2 separate regions of the Homo sapiens genome follow, and region 1 is linked to region 2. A link is an interaction called in ENCODE POLR2A ChIA-PET data of the cell type or tissue named here. Cell type or tissue: PC-9. All regions are shown on one strand. Links, peaks and the distances in the headings refer to the core of each region. The heading gives the core; the rest is flanking DNA.

The links. ChIA-PET counts read pairs that join two places held together with the same protein. Peaks named below come from ENCODE experiments on the same cell type or tissue, not always from the same donor. Only the 100,000 strongest peaks of a DNase experiment are listed, where the experiment ranks them.
Region 1: POLR2A ChIA-PET joins it to region 2 with 7 read pairs; 4 of 35 experiments call an interaction of 5 or more read pairs at or near these places.

The regions. Positions count from the first base shown.
Region 1 is chr14:103,441,085-103,448,327 of GRCh38, reverse strand. All of the region lies in intron 3 of MARK3 (microtubule affinity regulating kinase 3), which reads right to left. Among named protein-coding and RNA genes, the nearest start is that of MARK3, 59 kb to the right of the region's middle. In PC-9, for the core only: no CTCF peak of the experiment used is centred there; no DNase peak of the experiment used is centred there; H3K27ac peaks cover 658 bases.
Region 2 is chr14:103,874,182-103,881,424 of GRCh38, reverse strand. LOC105370689 (a long non-coding RNA gene) reads right to left here. Exons shown (of 3, transcript NR_188198.1): 2 at 3,830-4,030; 3 at 1,047-2,021. Among named protein-coding and RNA genes, the nearest start is that of PPP1R13B-DT, 30 kb to the right of the region's middle. RefSeq lists enhancers at 638-1,320, 1,179-1,473. In PC-9, for the core only: no CTCF peak of the experiment used is centred there; no DNase peak of the experiment used is centred there.

The DNA.
Region 1 (7,243 bases), core at 2,058-4,557, 430 kb after region 2:
ATTAGACCTGGCCATGTAATCTGCTTTGGCCAGTGGGACCTTAGCAAACTGAAGCAAGCAGAGGCTGGATAAAATGCTTGGGCGTCATGGCTTGCTCTCTTGGAGCACTGTGAAGGAGCTGGTCTGGCCTCTTTGGGGATGAAGGGTAGTTATTTAAAGAGACAGATCCTCTGTTGTAACTGCATCCAGCCCCTGCCAAACCACCAGCTGAATTCAGCCACACAAGTGAACCCAGGTGAGACCTTAAGAAAAACCAGCCGAGCACGGTGGCTCACACCTGTAATCCCAGCACTTTGGGAAACCAAGGTGGGTGGATCACTTGAGCTCAGGAGGTCGAGACCAGCCTGGGCAACATGGTGAAACCCCATCTCTACTAAAAATACAGAAATTAGCTGGGTGCAGTAGCATGTGTCTGTAGTCCCAGCTACTCGGGAGGCTGAGCAAGAGAATCACTTGAGCCTGGGAAGTGGAGGTTGCAGAGAGCTGATGGCGTCACTGCACTCCAGCCTGGGCGACAAAGCGAGACCCTGTCTCAAAAAAAAACAAACAAAAAACCATCCAACCAAGACCAGCAGAGCTTCCTAGCCATTCCACAGAATAAGAAATATTAAATTGCTGTTGTATAAATACATGTTGTGAATTCAGAGCAGGTTCTTATCATTATGGCCTGGGTTAATATAACCCAGAAAAACAACAGGATTTTAGAGACCATCCTATTCAACCCTCTTGCAAACAAGAGGAAACCAGGAAAAGAAAGAAAAAGATCTTCTAAGGTCCTGCTATCCTTCTGTGGGGAATGTGTCCGGAACCCAGTCTCCTAACACCCAGGATACAACCTCCAGGAGGCAAAAGCGGGGAAAAACCTTGGAAGAAGAGAAGCAGCGGCCTATGTGGAAAGGAAGCTGGTGAGAAATCACAGGACTCTCACCATACTTGTCCTTGTCCACTGTGTCTAATCTAAAATTGAATTAGCAGCTAAGAGGAGATGGACATGGACCAGATTTTTTTGTTAATTTATTTTTATTTTTTGAGACAGGGTCTCGCTCTGCTGCCCAGGTTGAAGTGCAGTGGTGTGATCATAGTTCACTGTAGCCTTGACCTCCTGGGCTCAATCAATCCTCCCCCTCAGCCTTCCAAAGTGCTAGGATCACAGGTGTGGGCCACTGTGCCCAGCCCATGGACAGGATTTGACATATAACCTTACGCTCAGAATTTTAAAACATGTAATCAGATAAATAACCTTTCCTATCTAAAATACTGTCTCATTTTTGAAGGGAGGAGCATTTTTATCTCCAACATAAACATCTCCCTTTGCAACTGTGGTAATTCCTACATTTTATGTTCTGAGATGAGAAGATAGTCACCCAAGTAAATTCCTGACAACCATTCAGGCCTGAGTTCTTTTTTAGCTCTCCTCTGTTAAACTAACACAGAAATCTTGTTTTCCAATCCATTATAGTTGAATTGGTAGCTAGAATTCAAATCTCCCAATTACTTCCCAACTGCTAAATTACAACACCTCCTGGAGGTTGCAGTGAGCTGAGATCATGCCACTGCACTCCAGCCTGGGTGACAGAGCAAGACTCCAACTCAAAAAAAAAAAAAAAAAAAAAAAAAGACAACAATCTCCACTTTGGATGCCATATCAATATAGCTCAGGATACACAGCACTGAGAATGAAACCCTGACCATGGCCATGGCATCCCTGCAACCTGCCAACTTCTGCATACCCCTCAAAGGTACGTTCTAGTCACCCCAACTCCTTTTAGTTACTAGAACATACTGTTTGTTTATTTATTTATTTTTGAGACGGAGTCTTACTCTGATGCCCAGGCTGGAATGCAGTGGCACAATATCGGCTCACTGCAACCTCCGCCTCCCAGGTTCAAGGGATTCTTCTGTCTCAGCCTCCAGAGCAGCTAGGATTGTAGGTCCCACCATGCCTGGCTAATTTTTGTATTTTTAGCAGAGACGGGGTTTTGCCACGTTGGCCAGGCTGGTCTCGAACACCTGACCTCAGGTGATTTGTCTGCCTTGGCCTCCAAAGTGCTGGGATTACAGATGTGAGCCACCGCGCCTGGCCACAGAACATACTAAATTCCTTTAAATGTCTTCTCCCTTTTCATCCTTTAAGTCTCAGGCAGATTCTCTGAAAACGTATCTAAGTAGGTCTCCTTGTTTTACATCATAGCCCATCTGTTCACTTCTTTCCTGGGATGTCTTTCAAGCTATGAAGACACATTTTTGTGCACCTGTTTGTTATCCTTGTGTCACCCACAGGGAGCATGCCTGTCTCCTTTCACTACTGTATACCTGAAACCAAGGCTGGCACACAACTGAAATGCATTTGTTTGATAAATGCCTGCATGAAAGCACTAACTACCAACAACTGCGGTCTGAGCCAGCCTCAGCATTCTAATGACCACATAGCTTTTAAATCCTCCGCAGCACAATGCTTGTTACAGAGTTGTCACAGTTCTGATGACAGGGGAGCAGGTCAAATGAAGGCAATCATTTTTAAGTCTCTACTAACAGTACAGCAGAAATGAAACAAAGTGAATTAGAGCCAAAAAGCAGGAAAAAGATGGACTATTACAGGAATTCAAAAGATTTGGCTTTAAGTTGCTAAGTTCTGGAGGAATTTGTTAGGCAGCAGTGGATAACTAATATTCTGCAGACACCATATTAAAATGCGAGAACTCCTGAGTTACAGCAGAGGTCATACCAGGGATGCAATGTGAAAACAAAAAGGACAGGTAAATGGGACCAGATAGAAGACTAGTAAAAATTTAATTCCGTAGGCAAAAAGAGCAGCCAAAGAATCCCAAGAGAGGTAGTGGCAGGATATTAGCCCAAATAACTTTATGTATTCACCTCTCTATTGGAATTATGTATTAGGTAGATACTGGCAGGCAGCAAATGTGTAAATAAGCTTTATGCTAAGTTAAACAAGCAGGACAGGGAGGAAGCAGGAAGCTAACAGTTATCTAGTGCCTGCTGTGTCTGACGCATAGAGCCAGATGCTTCACATTCACAGTCTTATCTAAGCTTAATTTTCACAACTCTATCAGCTGAGTATGATCATCTCCAGTATACAGAGACAGACGACTGAGACAGGTTAGGAAACTCATCCAAAGACTCAGCTAATATATGCTGGAGCCAGGATTCTCATTGTGGGTTGCCTGACTCCAAAGTCTACGTTCATCTCAGGATTCCACATTGCTACCTTAGAAATTTAACTAAAAAAAAAAATCAACAAATTATAAGCTGCTGATATAGAAAAGTCCAGAGCAACAGGTGGGTACTGGCACAGAGCTTTTTACGAAGTTGACAATTTGCATACAAGTGAGATAAAAATGCCAGAGACTTCATAATCTCAGAATCTGATGACCAAAGATAGTTAAATTTGGATAGGAATAATGTACTGAAAGGCAAATGTGAACTTTAAGGAAAGTCCCTATAAGGACTATACCAGAAAAATTTTAAAGTTTTGTAATTGTAAAAGGCCATTTAAATAAGAGAAACTCACCTTATTTCTACTTTTTTTTTTTGAAATGGAGTCTCGCTCTGTCGCCCAGGCTGGAGTATAGTGGCGCCATCTTGGCTCACTGAAAGCTCCGCCTCCCAGGTTCACACCATTCTCCTGCCTCAGCCTCCTTAGTAGCTGGGACTACAGGTGCCCGCCATCATGTCCAGCTAATTTTTGTATTTTTAGTAGAGACGGGGTTTCACCATGTTAGCCAGGATGGTCTCGATCTCCTGACCTCGTGATCCGCCCGCCTCGGCCTCCCAAAGTGCTGGGATTACAGGCGTGAGCCACCGCGCCCAGCCTATTTCTACTATCTTAATACAACTTATTTCTCCACATTCCCTTTTCAATCTTAAATAGATGTTAGTTGGAAAAAAGAAATCAAATTACATGGAAACGTATAAATTGAAAGAATTCTCTCCTTACTGATCAATCTATATCCTCCACACATTTTCACATCTATACATCCTCTATGGAACTGGCACACAAGAGGAGAATAAATACCTTTGAAGGCAAAGATTTGGAATCCTGGCAATGGGGATATCAAGGACACTAAATCTACGGTATCAGAGAAGTAAAGAAACATGTCCCAATAGCCAAGACCTGGGGGTTGTCAAGTATTACCACTGGAAAAATAAAATTTTACCTTTTGACAAGTAGAAAAAAAAGAGAGAGAGAATTTTAGTCTCTAGTAAAAAAAAAAAAAAAAAAAGACAATTTTACCAACCGATACGAAAGTAAAATGAGTATGTAAAAGAGAACACGGGGGTTACAGACATAAAACTGATCTAAACCATCACAATGAAGGTGTTCAGGCTCCCTTCTCCAGATACACAGATAAGGGACAGAAGACCAGGCCACCTAAGTCACTCCCTCATCACTCTACAGAAACTGTCCCTTTGCCTCAACTACCACAGCACCTAAATGGAAGAGTGCATCAAAGGCCCTCTCAGACAAACCAAGACAGAGAGGCTGGCAAAGTTCATGAGAAGGAATTTTCAAGAAAATGCATTTGTGTAAAAAAGGAAAAAAAAATTTGCTTCTTAATATACAGAGTATCTCTGGAAAGACTCAAAGGAACTGATGTCACTGGTTGCCACAGGCTGGTCTGGTCTCCCAAGTGCTAGGTAGGTAACCTATTTTAAAGACGACCCCTTCCTCAAACGCTCTAAGTCTCAAAGACGACTTCCACTGTGACCGCTGGGTATCTCCTCCCTCTCTTGGTGCTCTTCCTGAGAATGCCTCAGTACTCAATTCCTGGACTCTTTTCCCCTCCTTTTTAATTCCGTTACCATCATTTAGTGAATCTTTGGGGAAACAAAGATAAATGTACCAGTATTTAGTCCTATATGCTAGTATTTTTAATTCCCAATTTTAGAATGGATATTATAAGTGAAACTGAACTGTAGTTTTCGTTCCTGTTTCCAATATATTTCAATAGCATTGTTTCTGAATTTGAGAAAAGAATTTGGAAGTTCCTCTTCTTAAGTTCTGGAACAGCTGAACAGAGGCAGAGTATGTACTCACAGTAGATCTCAAAGAATTCAATCATGAATTCCAGGTTTGGCAATATGTTAACTACTTTCTCAACTTCTGTTGTTACTGATGTGTATCGATTCTTTTCTAGAGTTAATTTTGGTAAGTCATGTTTTCCTAGAAAATTATCAATTTCTTTGGATATTCTAACATTTTTCAGAGTTGCAGAAAAGGTTCCTTTATAATAATTTAAATTCTTCAGTATCTGGTATTTCCCCCTCATTTTTCTGTGTTTTCTCTCCCTTCCCCCTGGCAGCACTTAGTAGCTTATCTATTTCATTGCCTCTCTTCTCACTTCCTTGTCGGTGGGAGGGGGGGGGACACCCACCAAAGTTTTGGATTTACCATTTCTACTGTTTTCAAATTCATTATTTTCTGCCTTTAGCTTTACTGACTCCTTACATTATTATTTATTCCTGAGATTTATTTTGTTCCCTTTTCTAAACTATTAGTTTAATGTTTAATGCATTCCTTGTCATTCTTGTTTAATAATGTGTTTAAGGCTACAAATTTCCCGGAGCACCAAAAAGCAGTATTACATAGGTTCTGACACACAGCTTATTATCATTAATTCCTAGATATACTGTAATTTTTGTTTGCAATTTTTCTTTGATCCAAGAATTCTGTGTGTTTTAGGTTCCACATGTTTGTATATTTTGTTTGGTTCTATTTTTATTGCTCTACATTAGAACTATAGCCTAGAAAGATGTTAGTCTGGCTTATTCAAATGTTATGTATTGCCCAACTCTGAGAAAATAATATACCTCATAGTCATCACACATTGGAATAGTTATGACGATAATATCCTAGCACACAGCTGTTATGTATCCTGAAAAGGGGATTAAAACAGCTATACTATGGGCTAATGGAAGTGCTGTTATTTTTTTTTTTTTGAGACGGAGTCTCACTCTGTCACCCAGGCTGAACTGCAGTGGCACGATGTCCGCTCACTGCAAGCTCCGCCCCCCGGGTTCACACCATTCTCCTGCCTCAGCCTCCCCAGTAGCTAGGACTACAGGCACCCGCCACCACGCCCAGCTAATTTTTTTGTATTTTTTAGTAGAGACGGGGCTTCACCATGTTCACCAGGATGGTCTCAATCTCCTGACCTCATGATCCGCCCACCTCAGCCTCCCAAAGTGCTGGGATTACAGGTGTGAGCCACCGCACCTGGCCATGGAGGTGCTGTATATTAAGATATGTACCTTTTCCCCCTACTTACTGTGTAATTAATGAATGGCCTAAGAGAGTTAAGTGATAAAGTCTTCTCTGTCATGCCTGTGTTTCTATTAATTTAGCTCAGATTTTCACCTATGTATTTTGGGGTTCTGGTTATCATTTGGTGTCCTATCATTAAAAATAAAATTTAAAAATATGAAAATAAAATAAAAATAATTGCTTTTCAAATGGCAATTGTTAAGTGAACCAGAATAACCACTTCTGAAGAACAAAGTGTGTGTTTAGACACGGAGACTCTGTCCACGATGCAGATCAGCAAAGAAAGGAGAGGTGAGGCAGCAAGTGATTATACATACGAAAAACCATGAAACTGGATCCCTACCTCGTAACACATGACTGCTGGTGGCTTAAAGATTACTTTAAACATGTGAAGACAACAGAGAAAAATATGTTTATGACCCCAGGTAGAGAAGAATTTCTTAAAGAAGACACAAAAAAGGCCGGACGTGGGGGCTCACACCTGTAATTCCAGCACTTTGGGAAGCCAAGATGGGTGGATCACGAGGTCAGGAGATCGAGACCATCCTGGATAACACGGTGAAACCCCGTCTCTACTAAAAATACAAAAAAAATTAGCCAGGCGTGATGGCAGGCACCTGTAGTCCCAGCTACTCGGGAGGCTGAGGCAGGAGAATGGCGTGAACCCGGGAGGCGAAGCTTGCAGTGAGCCGAGATCGTGCCACTGCACCCCAGCCTGGGTGACAGAGCGAAACTCCGTCTCAAAAACAAAAAAACAAAAAAACAAAAAAGACATAAAAAGTGCAAAGCATATTAAAAAAAGACTGATAAATGTAACTGCTTTAAAATTAGGAGCCTCTGCTATTCACTGAGAGACAGTATCAAGAGAGTGAAGATATACCATCAAGTAGAAGGTGTGTGCCACATATATAATAGTATCCATGATATATAATGATATCCTAAAATAACTAAGAAAAAATC
Region 2 (7,243 bases), core at 2,948-5,447:
GGCGACAGGCCTGCCCAAGGGGGAGTTGGCAGCGCACCAGAGGCGAAGGCAGATTCTGAGTTTGCAGCCTCAGCTTCCTGGGGCAGGGGGCAGAGCTAGGGAGGCAGAAATGTGGGAGGGCAGGAAGATGGGGAGAGGCCAGAGGGTTCTGGTTGCCTCTGTAGAAAGGCTGGTGGGGTCCCCTTGCAACACTGGCCCTTGGGCACTCAGCATTCAGGCGGGGCCATGGAGGCAGGCTGCACCAAGACGGAGGTGACCAGCTGTAGGGTGGACTTGGGGATGAGCTAATGAGGCACAGAGAGGGAGGGCTGTGCCCAGGGAAGAATGACTGGGGACCCTAAGAATGAAGCCCAGGGAGGAGGGGGCGTCCCATGCGGGAGACATGGAGTCCCATCACCACACCTGCCAGTGGGCCTCTCTAAATCGCCCCTACCCTTCCAGCCAGCTGCCCCCGAAATGCTGGAGCAGCAGAAACAGCGCAGCTGCTGGCTCTTGCTGGGAGGCCCTGCTCCCGACAGAGCTGTCCTCAGGAGAGGGCAGGGGAATGGGGTTGGAGGGAGCATCCAGCCAGCTGTCTCAGAGGTTGGGGGAAGGAGAGAGAGGAGGCTTGCGCTGTGGATACCCACTGGTGACTTCCAGCAAACAGCTCAGGATGAAAAGGGCTGACTGGAGCACTAGCTCCTCCCATGACGAAGGGAGGTGGGCATTGCTGCTGGGCGACCCCTGGCCCGGGCTAGGAGGGTGGGGGAGCCATTCATCCCAACAGCTTCTCATTCGGTGACCCTGAAACAGGGGGCAAAGCAGGCGTCAGCGTTTCCCGAGCATTTCCTCTGGTGGATCTGCAGCACGTGGGCACGCTTCCAGGGCACTCTGCCAGTCCCCAAAACCACACACGGGGTTGCCACAGAGGGGACTGAAAACATACTGAGCAGCTTCAGTGCTGGACCACAATTGTAAGCACATTTTCTAGCGGCGATTTCACGGTCCTCAAAAGGTGAGTCCCTTGGGTCCCTCCCAAGGAGCCCCAGAGGCCGAGAGGCCAGTGCTGGTTAATGGACCTCACTTTATTCCAGCTTTATTAGCTAATGGCAGCTAAAAGTGATTTTACACAAAATAATGTGTCGGAGATCATTGTTCCCGGGCACAGGTCCCAAATTCCAGCCCACGACCGAAGGCCAAACGTGCCCGTTAATGATTAAACCTCTGGAGTCAGTGCTCAGGGACACAGGCAGGGAGCAGCCCGGAGAGCTGCCGGTCAAGGTGCCCGGCCGGGTGGGGGTGGGGCAGCAGCCAGGCCCCGCCCAACAGGAACCAGTTCCTGCCCAAAGCAGGAGGGGAAAGGCTTTTCCACCAAGGGAAAGCTAAATATTGTCTAAATCCGGCACCCAGGACGACACACAGGCTTCCCATTGTCTGCCACACAGCAGGTCTCGGCCACGGCCCAGGTTGCACCCGTGTGAGGTCAGGGAGGGTGGAGCATCCCGGGGAGGGGGCCTGCCCCCACCGTCTTCCTCTGCACCGAGGCACATTCTTGGGAAAGGTCTTATGTTGCCAAAAGGGCTTAACCACATGACACAAGTGAGCGTAGGTGGGCACCAGTGAGGAAAAGCCATCCTTGGCAGCAGAAGCCGGTGCAGGGGCGACGCTTCAGACCACAGGAAGCGAGCTCTCCACGGTGGCCGAGGGCTTTTCCACTCGGCGAGCCTGGGCACCAGTCCCAGCTCTGCTACCTTTTCGCTGTCGTAGGTTATCTCAGTTTCCTCCTCTGTAAAATGGGAACGTGGTACCTGACCTCAAGGTCACCAAGAGGTCTACCGAGTGGCCCCTGTGAAACACGTAGTGCCGGAGCCCTGGTACCTGCAAGCTCTCAATACCCGGCGATCACGTTCATTACGATTAGGATCACCAGATTCTGTTCCTTTGCGAGATCCTTTCCAACTGCACTTTCATGTCAGTGTTCGTTTGCAGGTTGATGTTGGACCGTATTTACATTCAGTGTTTGGGGCTGACCGGGAAGAAATCTGAAAGTGGAAGAGAAGGGAAGGCACCGGTAACCTCGTCTTCCCAAGAGGAGGTCAGAGGTGAGTGTGAAAGTAAACATATTCTTTTTTTTTTTGAGACGGAGTCTCACTCTGTTGCCCAGGCTGGAGTACAATGTCACCATCTCAGCTCACTGCAAGCTCTGCCTCCCGGTTTCAAGCAATTCTCCTGTCTCAGCCTCCCGAGTAGCTGGGATTACAGGCCCCCACCACCACGCCTGGCTAATTTTCGCATTTTTAGTAAAGATGGGATTTTAGCACGTTAGCCAGGCTGGTCTCGAACTCCTGACCTCTGGTGATCCGCCTGCCTCGGCCTCCCAAAGTGCTGGGATTATAGGCGTGAGCGACTGCACTTGGCCTAAAAGCTCATTATTGAAAGCCACTCAGTTACAGAGCGAGACGACCTCAGAAAGCAGAGAAAATGCGCCCGCTTTAAGTTTTTTTTATATGGGGGTCTTATCTGTATAAAGACTAAACTAAGCTGTGCCCACGTGCGCGGGTGGGCTGATAGCATGACAGAATTTATTATTCGGTTGATTTAAAGAAAACTATCCTTGACATTTTAGTATGCAGGTACAAACAGCATAAGTAGAATTATCTTGAAAGCATATATTATTGTGTCTATCAGAACATCTGGACTTTTCATCGTTGTGGGAGTGTGTCCTTGCAGGTATTTTTAAGCTGTTTTCTCATTTGTAAATATCTCAGTACTATGTGACTGGCAAGGAATGTCCTTTACTAGTTTTAAGATGAAGTTTGTTTTAAGATGTTGTGACCCTGGCTCTCCTAGGCTCTTGTTTCCCTAATAGCAGAAAGAATATTATTTAAAGTTACCAAGGGCCGGGAGCAGTGGCTCATGCCTGTAATCCCAGCAATCTGGGAGGCTGAGGCAGTCAGATCACTTAAGCTCAGGAATTCAAGACCAGCCTGAGCAACACGGTGAAACCCCGCTCTGCAAAAATACAAAAAGTAGCTGGCAGCGTGGTGTACGCCTGTAGTCCCAGTCACACAGGAGGACTAGGTGGGAGGATCGATTGGGCCCCGGAGTTCGAGGCTGCAGTGAGCTGTGTCCACACCACTGCACTCCATCCTGGGTGACAGAGCAAGACCCTGTCTTTAAAAATTAAATTAAAACATATGCCGGGCGCAGTGGTTCAAGCCTGTAATCCCAGCACTTTGGGAGGCTGAGGTGGGCGATCACCTGAGGTCGGGAGTTCCAGACCAGCCTGGCCAACGTGGTGAAACCCCATCTTTACTAAAAATACAAAAATTAGCTGGGTGTAGTGGTGCGCGCCTGTAGGCCTAGCTACTTGGGAGGCTGAGGCAGGAGAGTCACTTGAACCCGGGAGGCAGAGGTTGCAGTTAGCTGAGATCACGCCACCGCACTCCAGCATAGGCAACAGAGAGAAACTGTCTCAAAAAAAAAAAAAAAAAAAAAGTCTGGGCATGGTGGCTCACACCTGTAATCCCAGCACTTTGGGAGGCTGAGGTGGGCAGATCACCTGAGGTCAGGAGTTCGAGACCAGCCCAACCAACATAGTGAAACTCCGTCTCTACTAAAAATAGAAAATTAGCTGGGCGTAGTGGTGGGCACCTGTAATCCCAGCTACTCGGGAGGCTGAGGCAAGAAAATCACTTGAACCCAGAAGGCAGAGGTTGCAGTGAGCCGAGACTGTGCCGCTGCACTCCAGCCTGGGCAATAAGAGCGAAATTGCATCTCGAAAATAAATAATAAATAAATAAATAAATAAAGTTACCAAAAAAGCAGTAGAAGAAATAAAAATAATTACATTAACAATAAAGTTTGTAGGGTAATGTGATGTAGCTGAATTCCCATCTTTCACATGGAGGAGTCAGTAGTGTCTAAAATTTGGTAAGTCGGAGAAAAGAGACGCTGTGCATGGCGCAGAGCTGTCCAGGTCATTGTCAGCAGAACTACACACAGCAGGAGTCAAAGGAAGCAGCTCTTGGGGAGACCCTGGGAAGAAAAACTGGGGTGGGGAGGTTGGGGGCACAGTGTTACTTCCCATCATAAACATCTCTGTGTCGGCCGGGTGCGGTGGCTCACGTCTGTAATCCCAGCACTTTGGGAGGCCTAGGCGGGTGGATCACGAGGTCAGGAAATCCTGGCTAACACGGTGAAACCCCATCTCTACTAAAAATACAAAAATTAGCCAGGCATGGTGGTGGGCGCCTATAGTCCCAGCTACTCAGGAGGCTGAGGCAGGAGAATGGCGTGACCCGGGAGGCGGAGCTTGCAGTGAGCCAAGATCGCGCCACTGCACTCCAGCCTGGGTGACAGCGAGACTCCGTCTCAAAAAAAAAAAAAAAAATCTCTGTGTCATTTATGACTATGACTGTTTTGCTTTCATTCAAAGGACACTTTGTTGGCCAGCTACGTTGGCTTGCGCCTATAACTCCAGAATTTTGGGAGGCCAAGGCAGGAGGGTGGCTTGAGCCCAGGAGTTTGAGATCAGCCTGGGCAACACAGTGAGACCCTATCTCTATTACAATAATATAATTTTTAATATGTTTAAGTATAAAATTATTTTTTAAAAAAAGATGCTTTGTTGATTTGTTTGTTCATTTACAGACAGGGTTTCTTTCTGCTACCCAGGCTGGAATGTAGTGGCAAGATCACAGCTCACTGCAGCCTCAAACTCCCTGCCTCAAGCAATCCTCCTACCTCAGCCTCCCGAGTAGCTGAGACCATAGACGTGCATCACCACTTCTGGCTACTTTTTTAAACAACTTTTTGTAGAGACAGAGTCTCACCATGCTGCCTAGGCTAGTGTGGAACTCCTGGCCTCAAGTGATCCTCCCACCCTGACCTCCCAAAGCACTGGGATTTCAGGCCTAAGCCATCATGCCCAGCCAAGACACTTTGTTAATTATAAAAATGTTTGGAGTCATCAACAATTTCAGAACTAAAAATGTAAGTTTGCAAAAAGATCGGGTTCCATTTACCATTTGGCAGAAGCCCCAGAAGAGAAGGTGTCTGAAACCAGCAGGCAGCTTGAGCCTCAAGAAACCATCTGCCTCCCTGGTACTTCTGCCACTGGTTCTTGGTCCACCTGTGGAGCCGTGAGGCTCAGGAGGGGTGTCCTTGCCTACTCCCAAGGGACAGTCCTCTAAATATTCAAAGGCAGCTCTCCTGCTCCCCTGAGCCTTGTCATCTGCAGGGTAAACTTTACCCACCTCTCCAGCTGTTTTATGGACAGCCTATATGATTCTTTCTGGCCAGAAACCCCAGCAAATCAGCATATACAGGGAGACAGGAGTGGTCCTCTGGCTGCTGCTGAGAACACACCATTCACCCACCCATCCACCCACCCATCCACCTATCCACCCACCTCCCCATCCACCCACCCGCCCAACCACCCATCCACCCACCCACCCACCCAACCACCCATCCACCCATCCATCCAACCACCCATCCACCCACCCACCCATCCACCCATCCACCCATCCATCTACCCATCCATCCACCCATCCACCCATCCACCCATCCACCTATTTATCCACCTACCCACCCATCTTTTTTTTTTTGTTTGAGACGTCTCACTCTGTTGCCCAGGCTAGAGTGCAGTGGCATGATCTCGGCTCACTGCAGCCTTCGCCTCCCGGGTTCAAGCAATTCTCCTGCCTCAGCCTCCTAAGTAGCTGGGATTACGGGCACATGCCACCATGCCTGGCTAATTTTTTGTATTTTTTTTTTCTAGTACAGATAGGTTTCACCATATTGGCCAGGCTGGTCTCAAACTCCTGACCTCAGGTGATCTGCCCGCCTTGGCCTCCCAAAGTGCTGGGATTACAGATGTGAGCTACCATACCTGGCCATCCACCCACCCATCTATCTGTCTACCCACCCACCTATTCATCCATCCATCCATCCATCCACCCACCCCACCCCCACCCACCTGTCCATCCATCCATCCATCTATCTACTCACCCACTCATCGACCCATCCATCCATTCACTCACCCACCCATGCACCTGTCCATCAATCCATCCATCCATCCACCCATCCACTTGTCCATCAATCCATCTATGTATCCACATATCCACCAACCAACCCACCCATCTATCCATCCATCCATCCATCCAACCATCCAACCATCCACGCACCCATCCATCCATCCATCCACCCACCCACCTTTCCATTTATCCATCCATCTGCCCATCTATTCATCCACCTGTCCATCCATGCATCCACCCACCTGTCCGTACACACACACATCTGCCCACTCATCCGCCGGCTCATCCATTCATCTACCTACCCACCTACCCACCCTTCCATCTGCCACTTCCTGTTTCCTTCTCAGAGCCAGCACCATGAGCTCTGTCCTTACAGAACATCGAATGCAAGGGCCAGACTGACCTGTAAGCCAGCAATGACCACATGGGATGAGCAGTGTTGGGTCAGCCCCAGATGCAAGAGCATCAAAAAATACTTCCTGTTTGGGGGAGACAGTGAGGAAGACACTTGAATAACCAGTCTCAGGTTAGGGCAGCAGAGAGTGGGAGAAGCAGGGGGTTGTCCACATGGCCAAGTCTGACCAACTCAGGGGTCAGGTCAGAGAAGAACAACGATGTCACCAGTAGTAGTGATTCTACAGCAGTCTCCAGCCTCCTTCTGCAGACACCCTCCCCAACCTCAGGAAAGGCTCTGCAGCAACAAACTCAGCTTTGGAGCCCCTCCTGCTTGTGTCCTGGCCTGCTTCTCCCACTGAGTGTTCAACCTTGGGCAATGAATTCCCTTCCTGAGCCTCCAATCGCTACCTGTATAAATGAGAAACAAGGCTGAGTCTGGTGGCTCATGCCTGTAATCCCAGCGCTTTGAGAGGCTGAGGTGGGTGGATGGCTTGAGCTCAGGAGTTTGAGACCATCCTGGGCAACATGGCAAAAACCTGTCTCTACTAAAAATACAAAAAATTAGCCAGGCATGGTGGTACGTGCCTGTGGTCCCAGCTACTCGGAAGGCTGAGGTGGGAGGATCGCTTGAGCTAGGGAGGCAGAGGTTGCAGTGAACCAAGATCGCGCCACTGCACTCGAAAAAAAAGAAAAGGCTGGGCGTGGTGGCTCATGCCTGTAATCCCAGCACTTTGGGAGGCCGAGGCGGGTGGATCACGAGGTCAGGAAATCGAGACCATCCTGGCTAACACGGTGAAACCCCATCTCTACTAAAAATACAAAACATTAGC